Linked DNA regions of Homo sapiens: region 2 is linked to region 1. Evidence: read pairs that join two places in POLR2A ChIA-PET (ENCODE). Cell type or tissue: GM12878. All regions are shown on one strand.

What was found. Peaks named below come from ENCODE experiments on the same cell type or tissue, not always from the same donor. Only the 100,000 strongest peaks of a DNase experiment are listed, where the experiment ranks them.
Region 2: POLR2A ChIA-PET joins it to region 1 with 5 read pairs; 2 of 35 experiments call an interaction of 5 or more read pairs at or near these places.

The regions. Positions count from the first base shown.
Region 1 is chr14:95,264,233-95,266,732 of GRCh38, forward strand. All of the region lies in intron 1 of CLMN (calmin), which reads right to left. Among named protein-coding and RNA genes, the nearest start is that of CLMN, 54 kb to the right of the region's middle. RefSeq lists enhancers at 945-2,144, 1,375-1,424, 1,665-1,714 and a silencer at 1,165-1,224. In GM12878, no CTCF peak of the experiment used is centred here; a DNase peak (open chromatin) is centred at 1,429; H3K4me3 peaks cover 1,113 bases; H3K27ac peaks cover 1,992 bases.
Region 2 is chr14:95,099,971-95,102,470 of GRCh38, forward strand. The region is part of intron 21 of DICER1 (dicer 1, ribonuclease III); the gene reads right to left. Among named protein-coding and RNA genes, the nearest start is that of MIR3173, 37 kb to the right of the region's middle. In GM12878, no CTCF peak of the experiment used is centred here; no DNase peak of the experiment used is centred here.

The DNA of each region.
Region 1 (2,500 bases):
TTTCACTATGTTGCCCAGGCTGGAACTCCTGGGCTCAAGCAATCTGCCTGCCTTGGCCTCCCAAAGTGCTGAGATTATAGGCATGAGCCACTGTGCCGGACCCCTGCATCTTATTTTAATAAATCCTCAGCCAGCCTTGTGACCTCGGAGTGCCAGAACTGGATTCGAGGCCCCACTTAGCAGCTGTACAACCCTGGGTTAGTCCCGTAAAACATTCAGTCTTTAAGCTCAGGGAGAATCACAAATCCACCATGCTCAGTACAGAGGGCTCAATAAATGGCTAGTGTGTTTACAAGACCACAGAGGCGCGCAGAAGCTAAGGTTACACTACTAGAAAATGAAGGAGGAAAGACTCACATCCAGGCCTCCCAGGGTCCATGCCCTTCACAGGAAAGCCCCCACTTCTATGAGCATGTTTAGAATAAACACAGTGTGATGGTTACTTTTATGTGTCAACGTGACCAGGCAATGGCACCCAGAGATGTGGTCAAACATTATTCTAGATGTTTCTGTGAAGTCGTTTTTTAGGTAAGATTAACATCTAAATCACACTTTGAAGGCTGGGCGCAGTGGCTCACACCTATAATCCCAGCTCTTTGGGAGGGCAAGGCAGGAGGATCACTTGAATCCAGGAGTTTGAGACCAGCCTGGGCAACATGGATCTACCAAAACACCGTCAGATCTCATGATAACTCTCCATCTCTACCAAAAAAAAAAAAAAAAATTAGCCAGGTGTGGTTGCAGTGGCTCATGTCTATAATCCTAGCACTTTGAGAGGCCAAGGCAGGAGGACTGTTTGAGCCCATGAGTTTGAGACCACCACATGCCAAAACCCTGTCTCTACAAAAAAAATACAAAAATTAGCCAGGCATGGTGGTGCATGCCTGTAGTCCCAGCTGCTCTGGGAGGGTGAGGCTGAGAGGGTCTCAGCCTGGGAGGCAGAGGTTGCAGTGAGCCGAGACTGTGCCACAGCACTGCAGCCTGGGTGAAAGAGTGAGACTCTGAATCAAAAAAAAAAAAATCCCCAGCTGACTTTGAGAAAAGCAGACGGCCCTCCATCAAATGTGGGTGGGCTCCATCTAATCAGTTAAAGCCTTAACACAAAGCGTGACCTCCTCTGAGCAAGAAGGAATTCTGCCAGCAGGTGCCTTCAGACTTAAACTGCAACTTTTCCTTGCGTCTCCAGCCTGCTGACCTACCTTACTGACTTTGATCTCGCCAAACTCCACAATTGCATAAACCAATTCCCTAAAATAAGTGTCTTTCTCTGTATGTAGACTCATCCTCTTGGCTGTTTCTCTGGAGACCCCTGACTAATATGCATAGGTATGACTCCTGGCACAGTGCGTGCTACAAAGAGGAGAAGGCACTACCTGTGAATCAGACCATCTGTGAGTATTTGCAATTGCCCAACCATATCAATTTCTCACTTTCACTTCCTGGTGAGTCATATTCCGAGCAGCTGGCTAGGATCAGAAGAAACAAGGCATTCTTTTCATGCTCAGACAGAGCCCTGTTGAACGTTTACCTTCCTGAAGAAGGCAGAAAGAGGAAGGGCCTCCTAGTGACATTCTCCAGCCTTGAGGAAGAAGAAAATTCTGATTTAATGAGCTTGAGTTTGAATGTAATCAGATTTTCTCTATAGCAACAGCTCCACAACACAATCCTCTTGGCAGCTGCAACAACCAGCCATCTCCTGATGAAACCAGACATCTCACACACGGGCCACTGGAGAAGCCACCGTCGAGGCACAAGATGCCAGAGGATGGGACCACCCCACCTGGTCATCAGCTTTAGATTTGAGTGGGAGTAAGCAGGTAGTGCCACAGTCCTTTGATTTGGGAATTTACAAATGCGTATCTAAAAGTATGCTTCCCCTGAATTGAAAGTCTTTCCTCTAAGATCTGGAACGAGACAAGGATGTCCACTGTCATTACTTTTATTCAGCATAGTACTGGAAGTCCTAGCTAGAGCAATTAGGCAAAAGAAAGAAACGAAGGGCATCCAAATGGAAAACGAAGTCAAGTTATCCTTGTCTTTAAATATAAAACAACATAATCTTGCATTTAGAAAAACCTAAAGACTCCACCAAAAAATGTTAGAACTGATAAATTCAGTAAAGTTGTAGAATACAAAACCAACATACAAAAATCAGTAGCATTTATATGACGAAAGCAAACAATCTGAAAAAGAAATCAAGAAAGCAATCCCATTTACAATAGCTATAAAAATATAAAATACCTAGGTATAGATTTTGCCAAGTGAAAGATGGCTACAAGGAAAACTATAAAACACTGATGAAAGAAACTGAAGAAGACAAAACAATGGAAAGATATTCCATGTTCATGGATTGGAAGAATTAATATATTAAAATGTCAAGATCACCCAAAGTGATTTACAGACTCAGTGCAATCCCTATCAAAATACCAATGACTTTCTTCATGGAAATATAAAAAAATTCTAAAATTTCTAAAAATTCACAAAAGACCCTGAATAGCCA
Region 2 (2,500 bases), 160 kb before region 1:
TGATCACTGCTGGAATTCATTCAAGGCATATTAACATATCCTCAGTTAAATGTTCTTAAAATTAATCAATTAATTATATGTCATCAATTAATTATAAGGGCTCTACAGTTTTTCTACCCATTCATGTTATAAAAAGAATATTAAATTCCCACATATTCTATGCTTTTTTGGTGTAAATATTTCTGAATATAAGATGCAGAGCAGAAAAAATAATGTATATAACTATGCATACTCCTTATGAATGACTGAGAAGAAACACTTCAGACAATATCAAAGCCTTGAAAATACAACCTGATGATATAAAATGCAAACTGCTAACTGGAATTACCAAAGTAGAAAAGAACCCATAGAAAAAGTCAAGATGTCACAATATTTTCAATGAAATGGGGGGAGGATGCCATCAGCTCTAGCTGCAAAGTGAAAACTGGCACCGAACAAAACTGAAACAATGTTATATTCCTAGAATCGAAGCCACAAACGGGATTTCAACTGTAATGCTCTCTCAAATATTATTCCTTTGTTTTACAGCCATTTCAAGACACTTTTATTCAACTTAAAAAAAATGAACCAAAAGGTTTCTGTTTATTCACATTAATGGAACAGCTTTACTATCTTACCCTCTACTCCGGTCTGTTTTTCCTAATGCCTCTATCTCCTTCTTAATTTCTCACATCATTGCATTTCTGTCAAGTTAGTACTTGGAAACTAGGGTCTAGAATTGTCAATCCCATTTTCATTTTCATAAAGCTCGGTTCCTTATTATTAAGTACTTCATTAGCCCTCTTCCCATGTAACTCAACTATTGTTTAATAGACACCCCCCATATGAGAGGCACTCGATTGGGCAACCCTGAGGGAACGATGGCAGCAGGACAGAGGGGCAGTCCTCGTGACACACAGGCTAGCAGGGAAAAGGAGGGTACGTGTGACCACTATAGCCAAAAGTACTCTCCCTCTCTGCCTGAAACGTAGCAGGCTGAAATAAATGCTAGCTTCCCTTTCCAAGCTAAGAGAACAAAGCATCACAAGCGCCAAGAAGAGGATAAAGTACAACGTGGACTCATGGGAGGGAAATCACATTCCAAGTTGACAGAAATGGTGGGCAGGATGAAGAAAGAGCTACGTAAGGTCTCAAATATGGGGCAAAATTCTGGACAGGTAGAGATGGAGGCAAGCCCTCTGCAGAAGGAAGGACAGAGCAAGGGCCCCAAGGCTGGGGGTCTGAGCGTGGAGTCTGTCCAATGAGCTGCAAGGGGCTTCCACCTGCTTAGGATCCAAAACGCATCAGGGCTGAAAGGGCCTGAACAGCAGGCTGAGGGAGTGATCATTCTTTCTGCAGAAATAAGGAGTAGAAGGTTTCTGAGCAGACAAATGGACGAGTTTTGTAATAGAAAGTCACCTCTGTCTTGTCTAACAGAGTATCCTATCCTATTGCCTATGCCACACTTGTCCAAGCCTCTGATACTTTCTTCCTGCAACCACCTCTTGGAAATCTCATCCATTCTCAGAGCTTCCGTATGGCGACTACTCTACAAAACCGTATCTGAATCCTACAGCCTCAATTATCTGAACATTTCCACTTCATATTCCATGAGGTCTAAAATCTCAACTCTAACATGGACTTCCCACATTTCTCCCTACCTCCCTGCTACTGCCACTGCCCCCAAGTTGCCAGTTTACGTGGTTGTTATGACTGCGCCTCCAGTCCACCTCAAGATCATCCTGGGAGGCCTTGGACACACTCCTGACTCTCCCAGATGAACAGTTAGGTGACCTGACAGGAGCCCATTCGACTCTCTAAGTGTGAGTCCCCTCATCTGCAAAACAGGGATGTGTTGTCTCTTTCCCAGAGGCTTAGAGAAGAGTGAATGAGTGAGCACTTGGGAAATGCTTGGTGTGCTGCCTGGTGTGATGGTTCTATCCGGAGCAGTTAGTGTGATGGGGAAGGGGAAGGTCTCCAAAGCCAGGCTGTCTGGATTCGACCCAAGCTCTGCCACTTACTTGCCAAGTGACCTTGGGCAAGCTAACTTCTCCAGCCTATTCTCACCTATAAAATGGGGAAAATAAAAGTTTCTACCTCTCAGAATTATAAAAATTAAATTAGGTTTATATGCATATATGTGTATATATGTGGGTGTGTGTACGTGTGTGTGCGTATACGGTTATCTTTTAGAGTAGTGCAGAGTAAGCACTTTTAAATTGTTAGCTAAAATTATTTCTTCTGAAATTCTCACTCACCTCAGCCCCTTCCTCTCTACCAGAACTCTAGTTCTATCCCATTCTCTGCTTCTGCTGTTGGTTTGGATATGCTTTTCAACTCACACTACATTCTGCTACCAGATTAATCATTTTAAACTACCACTTTATTAACATTAATAGTTCCTTGCTCTAAATTCCTTCAACAGTGCCTACAACATTCAAAACACGTGCAAACTCCTTAGCCCAGCATTCAAGGCCTTCCACGATACAGCTTCACCCCAGCTGCCTTTTCAAGCCTTTTC